Regions from separate parts of the Mus musculus genome. Here all the other regions are linked to region 3. Evidence: chromatin loops called from intact Hi-C (ENCODE). Cell type or tissue: heart. All regions are shown on one strand.

What was found. Peaks named below come from ENCODE experiments on the same cell type or tissue, not always from the same donor. Only the 100,000 strongest peaks of a DNase experiment are listed, where the experiment ranks them.
Region 1: a loop joins it to region 3, with 3.0 times the contacts of the local background. A loop is called at or near these places in 4 of 42 quality-filtered maps.
Region 2: it touches region 3 in a loop (2.1-fold over the local background); 4 of 42 quality-filtered maps call a loop at or near these places.
Region 4: it touches region 3 in a loop (2.9-fold over the local background); 7 of 42 quality-filtered maps call a loop at or near these places.
Region 5: a loop joins it to region 3, with 5 times the contacts of the local background. A loop is called at or near these places in 17 of 42 quality-filtered maps.

Annotation. Positions count from the first base shown.
Region 1 is chr6:34,608,304-34,613,303 of GRCm38, forward strand. The region is part of intron 1 of Cald1 (caldesmon 1); the gene reads left to right. Among named protein-coding and RNA genes, the nearest start is that of Cald1, 12 kb to the left of the region's middle. In heart, no CTCF peak of the experiment used is centred here; DNase peaks (open chromatin) are centred at 1,738 and 2,358; H3K4me3 peaks cover 1,511 bases; H3K27ac peaks cover 4,908 bases.
Region 2 is chr6:34,757,324-34,762,323 of GRCm38, forward strand. Cald1 (caldesmon 1) reads left to right here. Exons shown (of 14, transcript NM_001347100.1): 8 at 661-801; 9 at 4,787-4,830; 10 at 4,928-5,000. Among named protein-coding and RNA genes, the nearest start is that of Agbl3, 21 kb to the right of the region's middle. In heart, a CTCF peak has its summit at 2,901 (motif pointing left); no DNase peak of the experiment used is centred here.
Region 3 is chr6:34,875,437-34,880,436 of GRCm38, forward strand. It overlaps Cyren (cell cycle regulator of NHEJ), which reads right to left and starts at 2,629. Exons shown (of 4, transcript NM_001135611.1): 1 at 2,464-2,629; 2 at 1,103-1,335; 3 at 101-176. The coding sequence starts at 1,248. Wdr91 (WD repeat domain 91) reads right to left here. Exons shown (of 15, transcript NM_001013366.1): 15 at 4,990-5,000. In heart, CTCF peaks have their summits at 961, 2,728 (motif pointing left) and 4,831 (motif pointing right); DNase peaks (open chromatin) are centred at 255, 1,045, 2,665, 4,105 and 4 weaker places; H3K4me3 peaks cover 2,297 bases; H3K27ac peaks cover 3,405 bases.
Region 4 is chr6:34,509,130-34,514,129 of GRCm38, forward strand. It overlaps Gm52898 (a long non-coding RNA gene), which reads right to left and starts at 2,656. Exons shown (of 3, transcript XR_003956420.1): 1 at 2,514-2,656; 2 at 2,287-2,410; 3 at 1,205-1,378. In heart, a CTCF peak has its summit at 2,468; no DNase peak of the experiment used is centred here; H3K27ac peaks cover 953 bases.
Region 5 is chr6:34,778,034-34,783,033 of GRCm38, forward strand. It overlaps Agbl3 (ATP/GTP binding protein-like 3), which reads left to right and starts at 2,399. Exons shown (of 20, transcript NM_001289656.1): 1 at 2,399-3,026; 2 at 4,067-4,185. The coding sequence starts at 4,123. In heart, CTCF peaks have their summits at 160 (motif pointing left) and 2,783; DNase peaks (open chromatin) are centred at 2,408 and 2,778; H3K4me3 peaks cover 1,524 bases; H3K27ac peaks cover 1,448 bases.

The DNA of each region.
Region 1 (5,000 bases), 270 kb before region 3:
AGAATTTTTTTCAATAATTTAGACCTGGAATGGGAAATGGAAAGAAAACGAAGAAGGGGAGGGAGGAGGAAGATGAGGAGGTGGGGGTTAAGAGAGAGAGAGAGAGAGAGAGAGAGAGAGAGAGAGAGAGCACTGGGATGATTGACTTGAAGCCTTAGGGCTCTAGGACGAAGTTTCAATCTGTCCATTACCCTACTGGCTCACTGTATGTCACAACTTTTTCAGCAAAGGCCATCTGAGAACAGCAAAGTAAATTAAATAGCTGGCCCCAAGTGACATAAATGGCAAATGGCATAGCAGGAATCAGTGCCACTCCCTGATTCCAACCCTATGGCTGTCTGTTCTGTCTTCCTGGGAAAGTGAAGGAAGCCAGAGCACAAGGTTTCCATAAGCAATCATTAGAACTTGTCATTGAGCCATACTGCAGTTCAGCTAGACAGACAAGCACACTGTCACTCCCTGCCATATAAGGAAGCAGAACTAAACACCATGCCTTACACTACTGACTCAAGTCAGTTGCTCTGCTCAGAGGCAGGCGGACCTGGAGCAACTAGGAAGAAACCAAAAGTGGGCTGTCCTTGGAAGCCCAAAGATGTCAGCAAATGGGTTCTCTGCCCGACCAAAGGGAAACACCCTGGAATTAGGTTCTGAAGGTTTCTGTGACTTGGACAAACATTGTAGCTGTTTCGGTGATTGTAGCTGTTTCAGGTGTTCCTTTGTGTCAAATTTAGATGTTCAAAAGACTGAGTTCGAGGTCAGCCTGGTCTACAAAGTGAGTTCCAGGACATCCAGGGCTATACAGAGAAACCCTGCCTTGCCCCCCCACCCCCCAATGAGAACTGGATGGACTGTTGAGAGCTCTGCCTCTGCCCAGCTGAAGTTAGGGTCCCCTTGCCTTGGTAGCCACTCCCACTCCCCACAATTCAGCACGTTTGTGCCAGCACTCTTCAACTTTATAATCAATCACAATCAGAACTTAAGAATGCAAGTCTAGTAGCCAATTTCATTGGAGAAACTGAGGCACAATTATCTGTTCAAGATCAGCTGGTCTAATCTTGCTGCGAAGAAGGCTCACGATTCCAGATAACTCTAAGATAACACATAGTCTCCTCAGAGAAAGTTGGGGGACGGATTAAACAGTCCCTTCAACTCCTCCTAACATGCATCTTTGGTCAGATTATACCTGGGTATTCATCTCTGAGACCTACCGTAACAGAGCACTACAAACAGAAGCCAATTTTGTCGCAGTTCTAGGTTAGAAGGCCAAGGCCAGGCCATCCCCGGGGTTGGTTCCTTCTACTGCAGTGAGGAAGGCTGTGCTCTACCTGTTCCCTCACAACTAGATAGTCCTGTCCGTGTTCCTGTGGCATGTTCTCTGTACGCGCCTGCATCTCTGTCCCCGTCTCCTTTCTTAGAAAGTTTACTGTATTGGAGCCCATGCTTTGGACTGCCCTTTAACTTGATAGTCTCTGTAAAGACCCAAACGTTTGAGGTGAAGGGCTTCGAGCCCCAACGAATGAATTAAACCCAGACTATGCCCCAACTCAAAATCGGGGTAGAAACCTATGCGGCACGGGTTCCGAAAGCCCAGTTGCAGAAGACCCTACTGCTGACGGGATTCTGCCGTCCCTCTAGGTCTGGGGCAGCTTTGCTAGAAGTCGCTTGGCCTTTTGAACTTGCCCTTGAGATTTACTTTTCAGCCTTTCACAATATGAAATTCTGATCTGGTGAAAAGTCAAAAAAGGTCTCCGAAATGACGCACTGAGGCACAGCTTCGCTCGCTGTGGCCTATCTGTGGACGGCTGGGAAACCACAGTGCAGACAGTCTGGTATGCGGCCATCAGGGGTGGGGGAGGGGCTGGTGGGAAGGCTGAGCCAAGGCGGGGATGGGGGGGGGGAAGGAAGAGAGAGAGAGAGAGAGAGAGAGAGAGAGAGAGAGAGAGAGAGATGCTACCCTGGAGCAGCCTGGAGACAGCCACCACAGGGGCTGTGGGGGAGTCTGCAAGAACTCTTTTCAGTCAAATTTACAAAGGCTGATCTCGGCCAGTAACCGTGTCAATACAGGGGAAAATATTAGGAGCCTACACATATTTGTGTTATGAATCACTTTGAGTCTTCGTTTCCCCTGTCTCTTCACTGTTTAAGCTTAAAGGATAAATGCTTGCGCGCTCTGCTTTCGCTGGCCCTCTTCGCTTTATCTACATTTGCTCTGCCACAGTTCATAGTTTGTGTGTCCTGTCTCCTTTTCCGGTTTGTTTCCTGCTGCGTCGTGCCTCTCTTCCCCTTCCTTCTCCATGTGTGTCCCAGTTGCGATCCTTTCCATTAGTCCTCTGGCTCAGGCCAGAACTATCGAGGAGGTGACTGTGCCAATTGTCGTCCAAACTGGGGGACAGGAAGAGCTATTAATAGCTTCCCTAGAATAGCAGTCACAGGCTGGGAGTGCCCAGGCGCACTGGGAGGGAGGGTCATCCTCTTTAGAGTTTAGGTTCTCTCCTCCCTAAGCCCCTCTCCTCTTCTGACTGCTCACTGTTTCTGTGTCTTTCTTTAAAAGTACTTCTATTCTGAGACTTTCACGTTTCCATTCTAACTCATCTCTCTCTCTGCACCCCTTACTGGCTCCCACACCCCACTGTGTGGAACAACCTTTTGCTTTTGTTTGTTTAATGTAATTTTTTTCTAGGGTTTTTTTTTCCCTTTTGAGTCAAAGTTACACTATATATACCACTTGAGAGTGGAGCACCGATGTGACAAGTTGCTTATGGTCTCCTATGAGCTGCAACTCGTCTGTACACCTTCTGGGGTTAGAGCGGTCCCTGCACTGCAAAAGTGCCTAGAGCTGTCATGTACAGTTATTATGTATGTGTATCTTGGCTCTCACAGGACATACTTTCTGTATGTGTACATATGTGCACACTAGAGTTGAAAATGATAATGATATATGGCCTAAAAATAGAAAAATATATAGTCAAAGCTAACTGTATTGCTTTCACTATGTCCTAGTGGTCTACATTGATTATCCTTTTAAAACTGTGTGTGCAATGACTGCTGTGGGTTTAACATGGGTAGAAATAAACTTTTAAGGCAAAAAATATAGAATAAACTTAATAGTCTTAAGTCTCTAAGTGTGTGTGTGTGTGTGTGTGTGTGTGTGTGTAGGCCAGAGGTCAACAGCTGTTACCTTCTTCAGTTTGCTCTCCACAATTTTTTTTAAAGACAGGGTGTCTTACTGAACATGGAGTGCCCTGATTCAACTATGTTGGGAGTTGTAGTGGTCTACCTGTCTCTGCCCTCCCAGTGCTGATCGTACAGGTGTGGGGTGCTATGCTTGACTCTTTACACAGGAAACAGGCACCCACATTCAATTCCTCATGCTTACACAGGAAGCAGTCTACTAACTACACCATCTGCCTAGCTCTTCAAATGGGATTCCACTTGTGACCAGTCCTGGGCAATTTCTAGATTGTTCTGAAAAATCATTTCAATTGTCAAGATCTATGTTAGACTTGCAGTTGCCCAAGGACATTCTAAGCTCCCCTGTAGCTAGGAGGGGAGAAACAAGAACATGAGTCCTTGGAAAAAATCAGTTACTGAAAAATCAGTCAGTAGCTGTCTGAAGTACTCAATGGCCCACAACTATGTCAGCTGCACGGAGCCATTCTCATTTGTTAGGTACTTACTTGGAGATTTTGACCAAAAAACTTCCTCCTCCTCCTCCTCTTCTTTTATCAAGCATCCTTAAAATTAATGAATGAAGGAGGCAGTAAGATAAGGTAATTTAGGAAGGAAATGGGTTCTGTTGAAATTGTTCCTTTCCTCCTAGACCTCTTCCCACTCTTCCCCCTGGTGTCCTCTCCTCCTGGTTTCTATTTCTTCTCCCATTGAGATTATGGTTGCAAATGTCCTGTGGCCATCGGGCCACCTTCTGCTCTAGTCATGTTGTTTACAAATATCCTTGTATGGAGATCGATGATACAAAGCTCTTCCCCATAGTCTCCAGGGATGGTATGCAGCTGTAGAGCTGGTGGGATAGAAATGTCTGTCCCTCGGCCTGCGATCTGACCACATAGGATCAGCTAGCCTGGAGCTGCCTGCCCATCTGTGTTAGTACAAATAGGAAGTGAGGAGGGTAGGAGTTTGGCGGTTGTTTTATTATTTTTTTTTCCATTTCATTAAACGTCCATGTCTCTCCATATTTTGGCTTTTACCCTTGCTGTTAAAAATACAGCAGTTGTTCTTTCCACTGGGAGTAGCTACACCCTGATAATTCCTTTTCAAGGTGTCCCTGGCCAAGGTCAAGCTTTTGGTGCCTGGGCTCACATTTTGCAGTGGGCTCAGGTTCCAGGTAATGGCCTATTGGGTAAGGACCTTCCTCCTCACCACAGCTGTATGACCCTCCTGTCTTCTCTGTACCCGACTCCGTGAATGTTCTTTAGCCTAACCCTTCCCTGTAATGCCCGCATAGGGAGCAAAGAGCTTTCACAGCAAAAGACTCCATGCAGCATGGTGTCTTCAAGCCCAGACATGGTTTTCTATCCTTTTCCCTTTGTAATCTGAAGACCCCGGGTGGCTTGGGCGGTGGGAGTAAGTCGAATAGAATTCAGTTTGGACTGAAATTCCACATCTGAGGTTTCCAGCAGCTATCCCACATGTGACAGCTTCAGCAGACTCCTTTGTCTGGGGGGCCGGGGGGGGGGGGGCTCCTACTCCAGGATCAGGCTTCTCTTCTTTCTACCTGTTTAAAAAAATGTGAAAAAGACGCAACGCATGCTTAGTACAGAGAACTAGAAAACACAGAGGGTTACACTGTCACTGCTGATACTAAGATCATTTCCTCTATATACCTACGTTTTGGTTTTTTTAGTTGGCACGTGACTTGCATGTGTTTACAGCCTACCATATGCTGATTCAAAGCACATAATTCAATGCATACACAACATTAAGGTTCTGGTTTTACTCTTGTCTTTAACAATCAGTGGTGACAGGTGTGGGCCAGAGAGGCC
Region 2 (5,000 bases), 120 kb before region 3:
GTTATACAGTTTCCCTAAGTTGTGTGGAAATTTAATTATTCCGGTGTCTCTTCTAACTCCAGTTTTCAATGAGGCCAGCACCTAAAATGATGTCTTCAGTTGAGTCAGGGGCTACCACAAAATCATCTCAATGTGTCAACCTCATGTAGTTTGCTAGACTTGGTACCATAGATTTATTGCCCTTTTTTGCACAAAGGATTCCACCTTGACAACTCTTCCCTGGAAGCAGGTGGAGGGGGCCTTTGTATTCCTTTGCCCTTTTCAGAAGTGGAAGGTTGCTGTTAAATGACTTACAAGATGTGATGATAACACATCACCTTCAAGGGAGACTTGTCAAGCAGGGTGGCAGTCTAAACGTTTCACACACATTTTTCTAAACTAGTCATTCATAAAACTAGATGATTTCTGCGGTTCTGTTTGATAAGTGGGGAAACTGAGGCAGGTAGCAGGTAAGACCAAGGTCACACTGATGGAAAATGCCCCTCCAGAATGCAAATCCAGGCAGCTGGACTCCTGTGCTCAGGGGCACCCTCTCCTGAGCATCCCAGAAGATGGGACAACATACGTACTAGGGTTAAATCTGTTGCCCTCTGATTGATGATGCTCTTGGGCTCACAGCGCTGAAGCACGTTATGATGCTATTGACTCTGTCTGTCTCAGGAAGAGAAGAGGAGGTTAAAGGAAGAGATCGAAAGGAGAAGGGCAGAAGCTGCTGAGAAGCGCCAGAAGATGCCAGAGGATGGCCTGTCAGAGGACAAGAAGCCGTTCAAGTGCTTCACTCCTAAAGGCTCGTCTCTCAAGGTATCTTCCCAGAAATACTTCCTATAAAAGCTCCCTTCCAGCATCATAGGAATCTCACTAGAGTCCCTTTAGGTTTTGATCATCTAAGACTTCCCTGGCTTCTTGTAGCTCTTTGCTGTCCTGTGTTAATCTGTCCAGTCTACTTTACCGAGACATCTTGGACCGGGTAACATGAACAACTTATTGCTCACAGTTCTGGGGGCAGAAAAGTCCAAGGTCAAAGAAGGCATTAGCAAATTCAATATCTGACAATGGCATTTTCTTGCTCTGTTCTCCTATGATGAAACAGAAAAGAAGGAACACACAAGCTCCATCTGGCTCATTAAGAAGGGCACTAGTCCCATTTATAAGGAATTCACCCAAAGGCCCTATCTTTTATATAGCACATTGGGAATTGGATAGTACCATATGGAGAGCGACAAACATTTGACCCCTGACTCTTTCAGCTGCTTTTTATGTTAATGTTGTGATTACTAAAAGCAGAGCAACTGACATTGGTCCAGATCCAAACTGCAAAGCTATTTCTGTAGGAGATGAGATGCAACTTGGATAGGGATCTTTCCCAGTAGAGTTCGATCTTACTACTGCCTTCATGGATCAGAGCTCCTAACTTTCAGGGCAGAAGTTCTTTCTGAGAGAAAAGAGGACCAAAAAGAACTGAAGTCAGGGAGACTGTGGAGTGGTTGAGATGTTGGGGAAAGGCAGTCCACTCAGTCACTCAAACCAGGAAGCCCTCGGGGCCAGCACAACAAGGCCTGCAATAGGCCAGCTTCATTTCTGAACACCGACACTGGAATTGACAGCTCTAGAGGATCTAATAGCTTTTCTGGCCTCCATGGGCACTGCATGCTGACATACATACAGATAGGCAAAACACCCATACATATAAAAATTTAAAAAATAAGTCTGGAGAAAAAATAGTGCTTCAGGCTGGGTGTGGTAACTCACTCTTTTGATCCCAGCACTTGGGATACTAGAGCAAGAGGCTCACCAGTTCAAGGCCAGCCTGGACCTTGCGAGTTCCAAGTCAACTTGAGCTGCAGAGTAAAACTCTATCTAAAAAACAAAACAAGACAATAAGTGTTTTCCTTTGGTTGTTTGAGAGCTTTATGGCAAACGCTTGGCTTGAGGGTCACTGGAATGATCAGCAAGACAAAAGGAACAGCCAGGAAAGCAGTCATCCAGCCAGGGAGAAGTGTCCTCCCTCCTCGCTGCTTATCTCCGAGCAGCCACCAGGGCAGCCTGTCCCTGGTCCTGCTCTTTTGTTCCTGGATCAACAAATAATCAAAGAAAATAATGTTCTCTCTTCCTGCTTTAAAATCTCTCCCAAGTTGAGTCTTCCTTGAACAGTCCTGATAACATGAGAGCGGTCACTGGGACTTCTAGATCCTATCTGTTCTGATTTCTGGACAAACTGGGGCTCCTCCCCTCCTCCCCCACCCTTTAACCATCTCCTCTCTACCAAGCTCCTGAGGGTCCTCACTTCTCATTTGGATCCCCCTGGCCTCGCTAGGAACCCCGTCTTCTCTCTCATGGAGCCGCACATGTTAACAATCATTTAAAGTAAATGTACAGAAAGGACCAGACAAATTTTAATTTTTACATAATAGAGATGGGCATTTAGGTGTATACTATCTGCCTTTGGTCCCGATGGAAGTTCCTTAGAGAACTTTCTGGAATCTTCCTAAACCTAGCTTATCCTATAATGGAATTCCAATACCTAGCGATGCTCTCCAGACAGCAGTGTTGGTTATAACAATTCTAACAACCAGGCGGTACTATGCACTGCCAATGGGAAGGGAAAAATTTGGATGTTGACCTTAAAATAGTGCTAAATGGTATATTTGTTTATTCCTTATGATTTCCACTGTCTTGGAAACTCTACAAGTGAGTTCTCATTGCCTGGTTATGGTAGCAATGAATGACAACACAAAGAACAAATTATAAGTAGATTAAATCCAAAGGCTTTTGGTGTTGGTGTTTGAGTTTATTGATGGAGAAGTAGAATGTGAGGTAAGGAAAATATACAACCTATTATCTAAAGCTAGCGGTAGTGTCTTCCCTAAGTTCTACTAAGACGGTACTGCCACCTGCTGGTTATCAGGAGCACCAACTTACCTCCTTAAATTCCTTAAATATTGTGCAGAGTCTTTAATTTATAAACTCCACACTAGGGCAGCTGGTTAAGGCGCTTTCCAGCAAGAGTCAGTAAACAGAGGGTGCATCCTATGGAAATTAAGAGAATGACGTCAAGCTGGATTAACTATTTCAGATACAAAAGGAGGAGCAGGGGTGTGCCCACTCTTTGGCTTGGTTCACGGGACAGCCTAGGGGAGCTGAACAACCCTCATTTAAGATGCTGGCAGAGCCACACACACACAGGGCTCAGCTCTGCTCTGTACTACGCTGCACTTCCCACCACCCTCTGCAAAGTATTTGACTTGTAAAAATAAATAAACAAGACACCTAGCTTCCCCTCCAGCTCATGCATGCCTCCCTCGGTTTCAAAAGTTCATGTGGGAAACTGCAAACTATGAAACTCAGCTCAAATATCAAAATTTTTTTGAAATGGTAAACTATACAACTCAGTTCAAATATCAAAACTCCTATTTTGTCTTAGAGATGTGGCATCATGTTCGTGATGACGTTTAATATGGTACCTACCACTGGTATTTAAGTGTTTTCCAAATCTAAGGACCCTTTGTTCTCTTAGTCTGCCAAGGAGCACGCATGAAGAAAGGCTCCATATCCTACCCTGTCCAGAGATCTACTGTGGTGACCTGCCCTAGGCTGATAAGATGGGAATGTTCCCTTCTCTTGGTCAGATTGGATAAGCACAACAGATTGGTGTAGACTGAGTAGTTATCATTTGCCAGATATGGTGGCTCATGCCTGTCAGTCCAGCATTTAGGACAATGAGGTAGGAGAACCAGGAATTCAAGGACAGCCTACACTCCATAGTAAGGCCTTGTCTCAAAAACCAAACAAACAAACAAACAAACAAAAAACAACCAATAAGCTAAACCAAGTAAGCATTTGTTTTCCACAGCTGTGGAGATTGGGGAGTGTGAGGTCATCTGGGTGTCAATACTGCTGAGTTCTACACAGGGCTCTGTTCCTGCTGCCCCTTCATGTGCAAGAGAACAAGAAAATAGGAGAGTCCTCTTGTCTTTTCCATCAGTGTTCTAATGCCATCCGTGAGGATTCCACCTTCCTGACAAAATGACCTTCCAAAACGACCCACTTCCAAATGCCATCACAGAGAGATACAGATCTAAATACATAAATAATTAATTTGTCATTGGTCTGTATTATGGAAGGCCATAAAACTGGCTGTTTTTTGCTCCCAATACCCCCCCACACACACACACCTCTCCTGTCTCCTTCTTCTCTCTCCCTCTCCCTCTCTCTCTGCTTTTTTTTTTTTTTTTTGAGACAGGGTTTCTCTGTGTAGCCCTGGCTGTCCTGGAACTCACTTTGTAGACAAGGCTGGCCTCGAACTTAGAAATTCACCTGCTTCCGCCTTCCAGTGCTGGGATTAAAAGCGTGCGCCACCATGCCCGGCTCTCTCTCTCTCTCTCTCTGCATTCTGCACCCTCTTCCAATACTAGCTTCCCCCGCCTCAGATACATTATTCATCATTTCCTCCCTGCCCCCTCCGGGCTGCTACTCCCAGCGTGGTTGTGCTCTCATTTGTTCTGAGATAGTTTTTATTAACCAAGTTCAAGAATGGTAGCAGTGTGGTAGAAGGCCACCGTGAGTAAGCTATGGGCCACGAAGCAGGTCCAAAGGTGAAATGCGTGTCTTTCTGGGTGTGCCTTGCCTTCCACGAGTGCTCAGAGGTATTTCAAAGACTCATTGGTATGGTCTCCATTGATTCGCACCTCAGGCTTTCAGTGTCTGCAGAGCTTCCCCGAGTTAGGACTTTGCTACACAACGTTTCCTCTGCATATTCACAAGGCTTCTTCTCTTCTTCTGTTTCTAGATAGAGGAACGAGCAGAGTTTTTGAATAAATCTGTGCAGAAAAGGTAAATAGAGTTGACTGTTCATTTGAGGCTCATCAGCTGTCTCACTTACGGAGAGATCCTCCCGTCTCACGTTTTCATGTCTGTGCTCCTTTGGCAGTGGTGTCAGATCTACTCACCAAGCAGCAGTAGTCTCCAAGATTGACAGCCGGCTGGAGCAGTACACCAATGCA
Region 3 (5,000 bases):
CTGAGAGCATCTCTCTTACCAGGAGCGGGGGACCTGTGCTCGTTCCTACCCATGAGGAATCGCCAGGCATAGGAGACACAAGAGACAGGACAGATGTTACCTCAATCAGGATCCCCAGTGCCACGTCTACCATTTCAGCTTCATTCATGCAGTACACGGTCTCCGTGGCTGGGGCTCTGAAACAGAGACGCAGAGCCACAGCTGAGGGCAGAGGGACTCACAAGGAGGAAGGAAATGGAAGCACCCCCGGGGGGGGGGGGGAGTTACTGATTCTCTGAGCTGTAGAGTTTCCTCAGCCTAGTGGTCCAGGGGCAGGGCACAGGACTACCCTCCCTTCGTGGACTCCCTCACACAGAACTGGGAGTGGGGATAGTGGCTGGCTTCCCACTGTTACTCCTTGAAACACACAGTGGACGGCTGAGTGTGGTGGCACACAGTAATCCCAGCACTGGGGAGGCAGAGGCAGGTGGAACTCTGTGAGTTCCAGGCCAGTCTGACCTAAATAGTAAGTTCCAGGCTAGCCTAGGCTACAGAGAGAGACACTGTCTCAAAAGCAAACAGAGGACATAGCCAGTACAGGCCATCAGGCCAGAGCCCAGTTTGTACATGAATGTGACTGGGGCTGTGACAACTACGTAAGGAACAGGAAAGAGCCAGCAAGTGTGGCCCTGAAAGCCTCCTGCCCCTGTTTCTGAGAGAATGGCTGCTCCCTCCCTCCTACTTGATAAGCTCTCCCCGCCCTGACTACCAGCATTCACCCGTCACTTCTGCAATGTCAGATTTCTTGACTGACTGACTGAAAAGCCCTGTGTACAGGAAAGACAGGCACCACTCAGGTGACTAGACTTCAGATCCATTGATCTTGCTTTTGTCACCAATGAAGAAGAGATAAGCACTTTGAACAACTGGTTCCTGGGGTGTAGGCATGGTTTGTAGGCAGAGCTCACTGCCTGCATCAACAGCTAGACGGCAGGACAGAGCTCACCAGCACACACTCACGTGGTGGTGCTTCTCTGTGAGGGGCAAGCTGAGAGCGATGGGCTCTGCTGGAAGGACGGATTTCATTGCCCCGCCCACTCTGACAGACAGGCCAGCTAGCTACCTTGTTGCTGCCCCCACTCTCTGGGCCCAGGCGGCTGTCTGCTTCCTTGTGGCTGTCTTCACTGATACAACCTTTCTCTCATCCACAGGGGCTGTCATCCAAGAGGGGAGGACCCTCGTTTTGGTCTTGGATTTTAGGGTTTCCATGGCTTGCTTCTCTAGAACAGGACCAAAACTCACACTCTCTTGTCACACCAGGCTCATCTGACCCCAGTGGGTGCCGATCTTCAATGCCTACAAGGAGGAACCAAGTCAGTAGATTCTAGTAAGTCAACGCTCTTCCAACTTACCAGCAGTAATTACTAGTCAGTGTAGGGCAGACCTGAGGTGACCCAGAGGTGAGCAGAGCCCAGAAGGCCAAGCCATGTACACTGTGTCACATGGAGGACTAGCAGCAGATAGGACATGGGGCCTGCAGACAGATATCTGTAGCCCCTCCCCTGCTCTGTGCCCCACACAGGCAGTTGCAGCAACAAGAAATGCTTTCCTGTCATTTCTACAGCCCAAAGGAAGGAAGAAAGGGGATTCTGGCCCAATCGTCCATCTCCATCTATGTCACAAACTTCTCACCTCTACTGTGATTTGGTTACTGTTAGCATGCTAACGTTCCTTCTAGGCTCCACTCAACTACCTAGCAACAGCCAGGTACAAACCTGGCTTGCTATAAAAGGACTATCTGGCCTCTCTCATGCTCTCTGAACCCCCCTCCCCACTTCTCTCTCCACATGTTCCCTCTTCTTTGTTCCCTTTCTCTCTTTCTGTCCCTCTCTCTCTTTCTGTCCCTCTCTGTCCCCTCTTTCTCTGCCTCTACTCCCTTCTCAACCCCCCTTCTCATGTCCCCAAATAAACTTCTTTTTATACTAGACCCATCATATGGCTGATACCTGGGAGTAGGAGGGGGTTCAGCTTGGGCCCGCTTAAGGCACCCCCTCCCTCCCTCCCATACCACATTTTACAAAACATATCAATTACTAAATCCCCCAGGCTTTCTAATTCACACATTTCAATGGGCAGTGCTCCCCCTGCCCCCAACATACACCAGTAGACAATTTTGGCTCATCCAGAATGACTGTTTATAACTTCATTTAAACCAAACAACTTGTCCAGCCACAGAACAGAAGTCGATTAAGAGGAATACCATCCAGTGAGTGACAGTGTACAGAAATGAGTCAGACCCGGCAGTACATGTGTATCATGTCCATTTTATAGACGAGAAACAGACGTGGTTAAGAATTAGCGTGCACAAAGTCGTAGAAAGCTGGATATCGACCATCGAGCCAGCAGCCAGGTCCTGCCCGCCGCAAGGTTTCTGGAGCTCAGCGCTGATCGGGTCGGGCCCGTTGGGTCCCTGGAAAATCTCACCCAGAAGGCACACGCGGGACGTCGCTGCACTAGCGCGGAGCTGGCCGCGCCACTCCCTCCCTACCGCAGAGGGCGCAGAGCCGGGGGCCTGGGGACAGGATGGAACCGTGGGCAAGAGGGGAGGGCAGCGCTGCGGTCCTTCCCGTGGGTTCCGGGGATTCAGAACTGCGAGACGCGCACGCATCCCACCGCCCGCCCCTTCCGGCTCCTGCGCGCTCCCGGCGTGCGCGCTCCGGACCCGGGCGCTGGCTGGCCGCTAGGGCCCCGGGTGCCCCCTGCAGACCGCGGGTCACATCCGCAGGCTCCTGTTTCTGTCAGCTGTTGTGACGGAGGCGCAGCCGTTGGTTCTTAGCGGCCAGAGTCAGTAACTAGGGGAAGCAAAGAAAGGTTCCCTCTGCAGAAGTGGAGGAGGCGCCAAGCTAGCTCCCAGGTGTCCGGAATCTTTCAGCTAAACGCATGCATGATTTTAAGGCAACCTGGGTGGTTGGGGAAAAAGCCAAGGAAGACGACTGAAAAAAACACAGTAGGAGGCCCTCACAGGGGAGGTTCTTCTCTGGAGCGCTGGAGCAAAGGAAACCTCAGATCTGATTCTGTCTGCCCCCAAACGGAGAAATCAAGAGTGACCAAGTTCGATTTACAACAGCAGGTCAACACCGCACTCTGGACTGGGGCACCCACAGCTCCCCTATTGAGCACGGTTTCTCCATAGCCTTTCCCTAATGCTAATCCTCAATCCTAAACTGATAGCTCGGACCAGGAAATTAAAGGCCCCAACTCTTAATGGGATAAACCAATGGCTTCCAATCCCACAGATGACCCCTAGAGTCATTTTAGCTGCTCTTGAACCAGGCCAGGCTGCCACCTTTCTGGGAGGGCAGCCCCTAGCTGTCAAGAAAGTAGCATTCATTGACTGTAAATAGGGCGGGCCCTCTACCTCATCTGATGTGAGCCAAGCAAGCCTAATGCTGGGTGAGAGGGCATCCTTCCATTCTTGGATTCCTTTGATTCTTAATAACTCTCCCGACCCTGCACATCTCTTAAAACTTCTCCATGGCCACCCAGCAAATAAGGCTAAAGACCTGTGTGGCTGCATACAGAGCCTGTTGTCAGCAAAGACCCCAGCAGCAGGAGGGAAAGACCAAGCTAGGAGACTTGCCTGTGCTGGAGTCCACATGGGTTTTATTATTTTTAAATTGGCAGATAAATTTATTGGCTATAGTAACAAGTGTCCGTCAGCTTCATTTAGTCAGCAGGCACTGTAATCGTGACTGTACTTCCAGACCCCACACCGAGCTCCTGGGCATGGGTTTGGGGCTCAGCAGAGACAGGGCCCCAGGGCACAGGGAGGGAAATGCAGACTTGCACCTGCCAGGCGAGGTTCTCAGCCCCCAGAAGAGTGACTCAAGGTTTGCAGTGTGACCTGCCTTCTTGGTTGTGCCCCACAACACCTTCACTCAAGGACAGCAAAGGACAGAGCCCTACTAAGGCCCTCAGGGGTTCCAAAGAGGCGCTTTGAAGGATGCATTCTTCCTGGGAGGGGTTGGGGAGGAACAAGCTCTGGAATGTTCTTTCTGTCTCTGAGCCTTAAAACCACTGGTTCAGCAAGTTGTGGGGAACATGCTGGAAGAAAGAGCACGCCATAAGACAGGAAAACCAGAGGAAATTAAATCACGGGCTCCTGACTCAGGCGGAACCCAGGCCCACAAAGCTGGGTGAGGCAGACGATGAGGCTGTGTGTCAGTCGGAGTGGAGACACGGCAGAGAACGGACTGACCCCTTCATGTCAGTGTGGACGTGGGTAAACACGTGAGCAGGAGATGGCGCAGCGGGGAAAGCCACTTGCCATGCAGCCTGCCCACCTGAGTTTGATCCCCCAAATACACATAAAGATGAACAGAAAGAACTTAAGTCTACACCAAGTTGTCTTGTGATCTTTGTTGTGGCATATCCCACCCCACCCCCCACCCACCCACCCAACACACACAGGCACACCAATAATAAATAGTAACTATGATATATAGGGTTTTCCTATATATCGCTTTCCACTTTTCCTTCCATCCCAGAAGGGAGCCCAGGCCTCAACACTCCTGCTTTTCTCTCCTTCCAAGTGAGAGACCAGAGCACAGGCACAGCCGATGCAGCTGAGCCAGGCAGAGGTGCAGGCAGCTGGTACTATTCAAGCTAAGAGACTTCACGATGGAAGGAGGAGGAAGCCACCAAATGAGAGTTCTGGGACCACAAGACCCCAAGGTGCAGGAGCTGGAGGTGGGCCCAGATCTCAGGCCTGCTGTCCTGAGAAGCCTCTTAGCCAGCACCTTACCCAGCTTTCAGGTTCTGCAGAAGACACTCAGATCTCGGCTTGAGACCAGAAGAGGGCACTGTGGTGTACATCTCAACTATAACCGGATTCTGCCAGAAAGGCATGGCAGCTGAGGCTAGTGAGAGCTGACATCCAATAACCAAGGCAGGGAGCTGTGGCTATCACCAGGGCCAGGCGACTCACATAGTCCAGAAAGAGACACCAAGTGACTGTAAGA
Region 4 (5,000 bases), 370 kb before region 3:
GTGGCATGGCTGGCAGAGAGAACCAGCCCCCCAAAGTTCTGTTCTCTTCCACATGCATGCTGTGGCACATGTGCACACACACGTGCACACACATGTGCACACACATGTGCACACACACACTAAAAAATATAACAATAGCTGGATTGTCTTGTCACTTTTTTCGCCTTTGAAGCTACAGCTATGTAGCAGACCAAACTAGCTTATCTGCTGATGTAACTCATCAGAAATATGATAAACACTGACATCTTTTAGTTGACTAATAATGACATTTCTTTCCTGATGCAAATATTTTTATATTTTTTTCTCCATAGTATCTTGAAGTGATGTGACTTCTTGATGCTACTTTGTGGCACCTAAATTCTATTTAATCTGCACTCCCTACATCAGGCACCTCTCAGATGTCCCTTCTGTCACTCAGCTCAGTGTCCTAGTCAGCTTGAATCTAGCTGACTAGGAAACAGCCATCATTCCTGGTGCCGAGACCTCTGAGCATCAGTGGCCTGAAATGGAGGCACCTCATTGCCTGCGACAGAAGCCAAGAGTGTTCTGCCAGATGCTGTGTGTGTTCATGTGTGCCAAGGCCTTCTCATAGCCAGAAAACACTTTTTTTTTTTTTTGTAGTCAATAATTGCCTCTGCTCTTATGGTCTTTCCATCTCCTCTTTTGTGATTTTTAACCCTTGAGAGGAAGGGAAGATCGCACATGCCTAACTGTAGTACACAGAGCAGTCAAGCTATTTCAGATCTGGAAGTTTATTCCCACTGGCTTAGCTTTCATAGTGATATAAGGCGCTATGCTCATTATGGGGGTGAGAAAAAAAATAACAGTTTTACCCAGCTGTGAACCCTGAAAGCTACAGCAACATTTTGCCTGGCAAAATATGCCCACTGGAGCAACCCTGGTACAAATGTTATAAAGGTAACCAACCACTTTCTGACCGGATGCCAGGCCCACTCTAGAATATGTAACCCATGCCTGGCACCATTAACTGATCCAAGAACCCATGGCTGGGTAGAGCATAGGTTCTGAGGAGAACATACTCACAAATAGTATGTCAAGTATACATAGTTTTAACCCACCCCCAGTGTTCAGTACTTAACTTTGTGCACATAGGTTGATGATCAGCCCTCATCAAATAAGCTGCTTTTTGCAATAGATGGCTATTAATAGAGAAACCCACAGTGAACCAATGTATAGAATGAGAGACTGAGAAGTACTCAACATTTTTATTAAATTTATACAGGGATACATGCGTGCCACGGTGCATGTAACATTGGGGACTGGGTTCTCTCCTTTTATGGTGTGAGTTCCAAGAATCAAGCTGGGGTTATCAGGCTTCAAACAGGCCACTGGGCTTGGTGGCAGATACCGTCACCTGCTGAGATATCATGAAGACCTCAATGCATTCATCGGTTTAGATCAGAATCCTCACAATTCATTTACTTCCCCAAAGCCCCATCTTTTAAAAAAAATCCTTGATTTCCTTTTTATTTCGTATCTTTTAATTAATTTAAATAATTTAGTATATTCAGATATAATTTGTAAGTATGTAAATTCAACCTGTTGAGTTCGTGTTTACTGTGGCCTGCATGTACCTGATTTCAGGCTAACCACTTGGTGTGTAACCAATCAGAGGACCTATTTTCCCTTGGCAGTGATCAGTTGCCTGGAGTTCTTAGTCTTGGGTTGGGGCCCCATCAGATTTCCCACATTGTTAGCATAATCATTGGTATTGTCATTATTCACCAAAGCCCTATCTTAACAAAGGTAAGTTGGGGGAGGGGGGCATTTCACATCCAAACTGTAACATCTAAGCATTCTCACTTTGAAAACTGGAGTTTACGAAAATGAATTCATTTTCTTGAGATGTGACGTCAGTGTACATCCAAAGTACCAAAGAACCAGCCCCCAAAAGAAGGAGCCATTCACGAGCAACCCTGCTGGTGCTTAGCCAGGATTCTAAATGGCTACTCTCCTCAAGAAGAAGCCACCACAGCCGAAGAAGCTGCTGCCCAATTTACTTAAGAAGTTTCTATGAATGGAGTAGTAGAGTCCGCCACTCAATTGAGAAGGGAACATCTGCCCAGTTGCCTCACTTGGCACCTCCTTGAGGGAAATCTCCACTGGAAGCCTTATTGAACTAGGTGGGCTGTCAGATGAAGCTAGAATTTTTATCAGTCAATCTACTATTTCACACTGATAAGATTAAGAAGCAGCTGAGATTGGACCTTGGCAAATATCAGCAGTGCACTAGAGGGGGGAAGCTAACACAAGTTCTGTACTCACAATCGAGGCCATTGATCTGTCCTGACAGACTGTGCCCAGAGTTCCCCCAGCAGCCTCTAGCTGTAGGCTCGCTACTTGCTGTCTGTTTCTGAAGAATCCTGGATCCTGACTCTGATAGCAGAGCCTATGTACAGCATGAAGAGGGCTTGTTAATTTTTATTTCTGCACATGGACACTGGGGGTCAGTATTTATTCACAAATGCATCTATATTTGCCTCTAACCCTACCTTGAGCAATCTGCTATAACTGGTCATGTGCTACAGGGAGGCCTGGAATTCCTCTGTGTGATTTCTTCCTGTGGTCCTGTAGCTGGAGAGCTCTGCCTACATAACCATAAACATAAATAGAAGCACTGGATCCCCAAGGGACTTCACCCTGGGAAAGAGGCAGGTTTAAATCTAATATATAAACTAATATCAAGTCCTTCCTGGTTTCTGGAGACTTATCTGGTATCATTGACCATATCAGGGTGTTCACCCAGCCTCCTGGCCACCATCCCTGTCTTCTCTTGATTAATTGTGGTGTCATCTCTACTCACAATTTTATTCCTTCTCCATATCTATTGCTGCTCTTAAAGCCCTCATCTCCCCCAGAGGTACTTCAGCTTCTCTCGCCTCAACTTCTTTTACTCTTCTCCAGACAGGTGTCAGGGTGACATTTCCCAAGTCTTGCTCCACAGAGGCTCATGCAGACTCCCAGAAGGGTTAGTATCCTTCCAGGCTCTCCTCTCCATCACTCACCTCTCCCTGTCTCAGTTGCTGCCTCCTGTCTGCTCATCCTTCAGGACTGATTAGGCAAAAAACCAAACAATTTTCCATTTGTAATGAAGATAAACAGACCAAATGATGTGGGTGAGAAACTTTTGTGAATGCAAAATATTGATGCATAGTAATTATTTTAAATGTTGCTAGGAATCTTGCGCTATACAAGAAAGCATTATTCCTTTAAAACTCTAAAAAGTTAGGCAGCCCCGTGGTTCGCTCTCAGAAGCTCACTTGTTTGCTTGCTTGTCTCTTTGGCTGGCTGGCAAGGGAAGTGAATGAATCCATGTCTGGATTCAAAAGTTTCGAGAGTGTGTACACACACACACACACACACACACACACAGAGAGAGAGAGAGAGAGAGAGAGAGAGAGAGAGAGAGAGAGAGAGAGCGCCCTTAGAATTCCCAGGATTAAAAAAAAAAAAAAAAAAAAAGCCGGCGTGGTGGCACACGCCTTTAATCCCAGCACTTGGGAGGCAGAGGCAAGCAGATTTCTGAGTTCGAGGTCTACAAAGTGAGTTCCAGGACAGCCAAGGCTACACAGAGAAACCCTGTCTCGAAAAAACAAAAAACAAAAACAAACCCAAAAAACAAAGAATTCCCAGGGTTCATTCCCCTCCAGTGTGGGTTGGTTTTTAAGGTTTTTCTTACAACCAGCCCTTGATCTTTAACCTGTCTAGACTTTAGTTGCTTATCATCTATGCAGAAATGATCCCCTTGCTGCTGGTACATAAGAGAGCAAAGGAGGCCTCATGTGTAATCAGCTCAGAGGATTTCCCCTCAGGCAGCTGCTATAATGCCATAAAACCAGAGACCTGCCATGATGTCATTCAAATTACAGAGTATATAACAATAGAAGTATCTTGTGAGCAGAAGGAATTCTCAAGTTTTGCCCTAGTAAGCACCATTTCATTTATTTCTATATACATGTTTCACATGGATACATTCTTAACTCATATTCCATACTGTGTTCTTTTATTTATCCAAAGTATTTCTCCATGCTTCAGAGTTTTAGCCAAGCGAACTGTACATCTGAATGCTGTTCTATTGTTTGGATAGAACGTAAAATGTCCCGGAGGCTGTACTTGAAGTTTTTTCTATAATAAATAACAACAGCATTTGGGAGGCAGAGATAGGTGGATCTCTGGGAGTTTGAGGCCAGCCTGGTCTACAGAGAGATTCCAGGACAGCCAGAGAAATCCTGTCTCAAAATGCCACAAAACAAAACTAAAAGATACTAAAGCCAACAAGTGGTGAAATTCTCTGAAGAGAGTTCAGACCTTCTAAACCTTATGTGATCTTGATGTGTGCTTGTACGTACACTTGGCTGAAGAAATAGTATCTAGGCAGTAACTCCAAGACAAAAAGTGCTTAAGAACAAGATAAGTCTGGGCATTCAATCCCTAACATTGCAAAATCAAAACAAAACCAGATAATAGAATCCAGAGAGATGGTCCTGGGGGTAAAAGCCCCTGGCTTGCAAGCCCCATGACCTGGGTTCAATGCTTGGACTCTACACAAAGAAGGGAGGAGAAAATCTGTTTTCCAAAGGTCTTCTCTGATCTCCACAGTGTGTGTATATGCATTCACACATCCACACACACACAGTCATGAACACACATAAAATAATAAAGTTTATTTTAAATTTTCAAAGGAGATAATTGTTAAAATCAAGACTGTTTGGCCAGGTGTGGTGGCACACACCTTTACTCTCAGCACTCAGTATAGGGAGAGGCAGGTAGATATCTCCGAGTTCGAGGTCAGCTTGGTCTACTTAGTGAGTTCTAGGACAGCCAGAACTATGTAGAGACCTTGCTTTAAAGAAATCAGGGTAGTTTGGGCACGGTAATGAGTCTGACCGGCATGAGATGGGATGGATTGGAGAAATCCAAAGCAAACTGAGCACGGAAGACAGGCCAGGTTTTCTCAGTAGAGGAGAGGCCAGGTAGCC
Region 5 (5,000 bases), 97 kb before region 3:
ATTAAAAAAAAAACTTAATTAAAAGTGGAAAGCCCATGGACGTTGGAGAGATGGCTTAGAGGTTAAGCGTATTGTCTACTCTTCCAGAGGTCCTGAGTTCAATTCCCAACCATCACGTGGTGGCTCATAATCATCTGTAATGAGATCTAGTGCCCTCTTCTGGTCTGAAGACATATATGCAGGCAGAACAACCCGAGTTCAATTCCCAGAGTCCAGGTAAAGGAAGAGTGGGCTTAGTACTACTGGTTGTCTTCTGAGCTCCACATGAACTGTAGCATGCATGCCCCTATAAATGCAATACAAACAATGTTCTAAAACTTTAAAATGTTTTAAAGCAAATGCTTCTAAGGCGATTTTAACTTTAGCTGGAGGAGAGGGGATTCCATATGATGTGTCTTTAAAGTGACACTAACCACAGCCAGCATGTCTCTCCTGGCCTCAGCACTTGCACCAGCGAGGTCTTCTCTAGTCAACCACGAGGTTTAGTCTCTTGTTCAAATGCTACCTGGGCAGAGGGCTTCCCTAGCCACCTCACATTAAAGAACTACGCTGCCAAGCTACTCGACCCCAGCACTGCTAAGCTTTCTTTCCCTCCATAGCAACTTTCATCTGCCTGGTTCTATTATTGTCTTCTCCCATTAGGATGTAATCCCCATTAAAAAACTCTGCAATGGCCTTTCACGGTCAATAGTCTCTGATGTAAAACTAACCCGTAAAGGTCAGGTGAGTAATGAATGAATGTGACTTTTCAAAGCTTTGAGAATTTCTAAGTAATTCTCTTATGCACTAATAGCATTCTCTATAAATATTTGTTGACATATGTTAATGTGCATAGTTGGGCTGAATATACATACATACATACATACATACATACATACATGATTTAAGTCCTATCTTTGCCTCTTCCCTATCTGGCTGGGATGTTTCTTGGAGCTCCATCTTGTGAACCTGACAGCCTATAGCCTTTATCCATGAGTAAAGAGAAACAAAACAACAACAACAACAACAACAACAAAAAACAATAGATTCCATATAAAACAAACTGGCTTACCCTATTTACTGTCCAACAGCACAATACCACCAGCGGGGGATGTTTTAAGAAAAGTCTAGCTTGACTGTGATTCTAGTGGTACAAGCCAAGGGAACACATTTGGTGACGGACTTGCAGGCAGAGAGTCCCAAGTGACCAAATGGTACCCCTTAGCAGAAACTGGGAGTGGGTGCCCTCTGTTGTCCTATAGAGCCACTAAGTTTTAATTATGAGAACTCCACGCCGATGGTCTCATTCATCTTACTTACCCCTGAACGGCCCCACATATAAACAGAAGTAGGGTTATGTTTCTGTTCTTACATATCCACAGGAGCAAGTAAATTTCGGTACTGGAGCTTTGAGGATACCCTCAAACCAGAGAGTCTCTGAGCATTGTCTCCGTTAGTGATATACACATGGCATAAAACCAAGCACAACTAACTATGAAGACTAGTTTTCAAACAAGTGTGATCAATGGCACACTTCATTTCCTCAGGCCAATGCCCAAAGAAACAGAAAGTCTCAAGGTCTGACACAAACACATTCCCAGAAAGTTAACAAATCTAGAGATGCTAACCCATTTCCATGCTGAAACTGAAGCGCTTAATGCGAACCATGAGGGCACTGAACACCTCCTCATTCTTTTTGTCTATATGGGTTTTTCTTTTATTAACTTTACTTGGAAAACTGTTCCAACTGTATTATCCACCAAAGTGAAAAGTGACCAACAAATCAGGGTTAAATATACACACACAAACACAGATCCTAAGACTGCTGTGGGGGTCTTATTGACTTAAATAAGGCAAGGTGGGAGATTTGCTTTGTGAAAGTGTTGGCTAACAAAGAATTTCTAAGCTGATGAAATTTTTGAGAATTTACCCTTATACATATAACCATGACTCCTCCAAATCAAGTATTTTAAGTCTCACTTCCAGAATAAGAATGAATTATAATTGTGCAAAATAGAACTCAACCTTTTAACTTCAAATAAATTAGTTCATTTTTATTAATAAGGTTCAGTTCAGAAAATTAACTTGCCCGTGGTCATCAGGTTGTTAAAAGTCAAGGGGGGCTCTAGACACAAGCCTTAAACTGTATGTTCTACTGCCTTCTCAGCGCAGGCACCTAGCAAACAAGTTATAGTCACTCAGAACAAACTGCAGTCGCATCTTCCCCAGTGCTAAACTCTCCCTCCTGCAATGCTCAAACCGGTCCATACCATAAGCCAAGCCAGGAGTTCCCATCATCCCCTAGCATCAATGTCTCCCGCCAAAAACCTCACCACCTTCACAGCTGTCCCTAGGAAGAAATCACTAAAGCTCCCCAAAGTCTCGCGAGAGTACAGCCGTTGCCCTGGCAACAAGCGGCCTGCTCTCTCAGCGACCGCTGAATTTCGATGGCATTTGCTCTGACCCTGTCGTCGCCCGGTGCCTGGGGGACATCCTAAAGTATTCTCCCGGCAGGGGTGGGACGACCGGCGGACTTGAAGAGGCCCAGGGAACGAGGCGGGCGGCGGACGCGCCGCTTAGGCAGCGGGGAGCGGGGGAAATGCGGCCCTCGGCGCGGGACGGCGCGGGGCCCGCGTGAGTGAGGAGGCTCCGCGCGGGTCCCGCCCCGAGAGAAGGCCTGGCGCGGCCGCACGCCCCCCGCTCGCCGCTTCGGGCGCGGACCGGCGTCCGCGGGCTTCCGGCGCCTAGCGCCTGCACGCCTCGTCCGCGCACGTAAGGAGCTGCCGCCGGGCGTCCCGGCGGGTTGTCGTAATTTCGAGCCGTCATCCGGGGCTGAAGCTTCGGTCTCCGCCCCGAGATGTCACCTAGAAACCGCTCTCTCGACTGCAGTTGGCGTTTATGATGAAGCTTCGCGAGGCCTTCCGCGCCGTCCGCGCCCCCGAACGCGCTCGTCTGTAGACGTCAACCGGGGGCTGAGAAGGTGTTTGTCGGCGGTGGTCAAAAGGCTCGCTTTTAGAGAGAACCAAACACCAGTAGTTGTGAAATTGGTAAATTCTTTTGGTGTCCTCCAAAGTGTAAAAGCTTGGCAAGGATGATTTCATTGCAAATAAGAAAAGAGGAAACGTATACCTAAAACTGTATTATCCCCAAAGGCACAATCACTGGCATGTGTAGCAGGAGGAAAATGTCATTTTAGTAAAATGCCAATTTCAGGCTTGCCTAGAAGCAACAGTGGTCATCTCCAGCCGGACCTTCTGGTAGCTATTCCAATACAAATGGTGTCATTGGCTTTAAAAGTTAAATATACAGTAATGATCACGGTTAAAGAGAAACTTAAGTTATACACACTGAAGCTCGGGTCAACTGAAAGTTCAAGAGAAAGGGGAAAGTTTTTACACTATTGCTACATTTTATTGTCTGAATAATTATAACTTTTCTTGTGTACTTTTTAATGCGTGAAGACAATCCCCATTTACTATTGCAGTGTAGTGTTTAGTTATGAATATAAAATGTAAATGGCCTGGCTATATACTGTGGAAGTTTTTCAACTAAATTATTTACGTGATTTGTCTCTCTTGTTTCAACAGATTTTTTAAGTTTTATTTTTGTTCATAAAACATACTGACAGGTTATAAATATATCCCCCTTCATCTCTTCTAAAATTCACACCCCCATTCCATATCCACTCATCATCTTAAATTTTTTATTTAATTAAAATATAATTACATCATTTATCCCCCTTCCAACCCTCTCAGATACATATCCTCTTTTGCTATTTATTATCATTGTGTGTTTAAATAAATATATAAATGCAACTTGCAGAAGCCTATTGAATATTGCTTATGTGTATATTCTTTGTAGGACTGAACATCTGGTATTGGATATCTGTTTAGGAAGCTTGCTTTGTAGTAACGGATAGTTTTGTAAAATCTTTGAATTTGAAATTAATTTCCTGTATCCTTACTAGTTTAGTTTTCAGAGATCTGTCACTCTTAATTAAATACAATTGGACAGGTTTTGTAGTATTCATTTAATACAGAACCTGCACACCTTTGCTTAAAAGAAAAGCTGTTAAAAATCTCCTTAGACATTTTACAGCCTACTCACATAATTAAAGACATTCCGAGGAAGACACTAGAAGAGATGTCAGAAGATTCAGAGGAGGAAGACTACTCAGATAGAAGCATCAGTGATGACGATGACTTGGTATGTCTTTCTTTTTTACTTTGCGTAATTTGAGGTAAAATGTAGTATCAAGCACATATTTCCAATTAAAACATTATAGAATTAATTTGATGTAAAAACAAAACAGATGATGTCTGTTTTTGTCATAGAAGTTAGAAAATAACTGAAAAATGTATTGTGTAATGTGCCCTGTCTAGAAAGAAAGAAAAAGAGTTGATTTTTCTTGACGAGGCTATCAACTTGAGAGTGGGGAGGGGGAATAGGAATTGACAGGAGGAATGGGAAGGGCAAAATGATCTAATTCTATTTTAATTAAAAACATTTTTTAAAATGGGAAAGAAAGGATTTTTCTTGAGAAAATCTTGGGTGAGATTATTCTGGATTCTATTTAAATGTGTGTATATAATGATTAGGATTTTATTTTTACAGTCATATCTACTTCCTTCCTTATGTGCGAAATCTATTGCAACATATTATGCACCATACTCAAATCCCTGGTGTTCCAGCCAAGGTTCTTGGGTTTCACCACAGTACAGTAATGTGACTCCAATACCAGAAGGAAAGGATGTGGGTAGTAGAAAAAGGAGGAGGAGGAGGGGGAAGAGGAAGAGGAGGAGGAAGAGGAGGAGGAGGAGGAGGAGGAGGGAGATAGTGTTTGATATTGTGTCTGTACTTACATCCTGTTCTGTTTTAAAGGAGATTTTTTTTAAGTATAAATTACCATATGTTTAAAGTTCTAAAATCTCTCCAAAAATGATATATAGTTCTCTAAGTCCACAACTTTCTGTGATCTTATTCACCAGTTGTTTCCCCAAGTATTCCAAGAACCTTTAAAC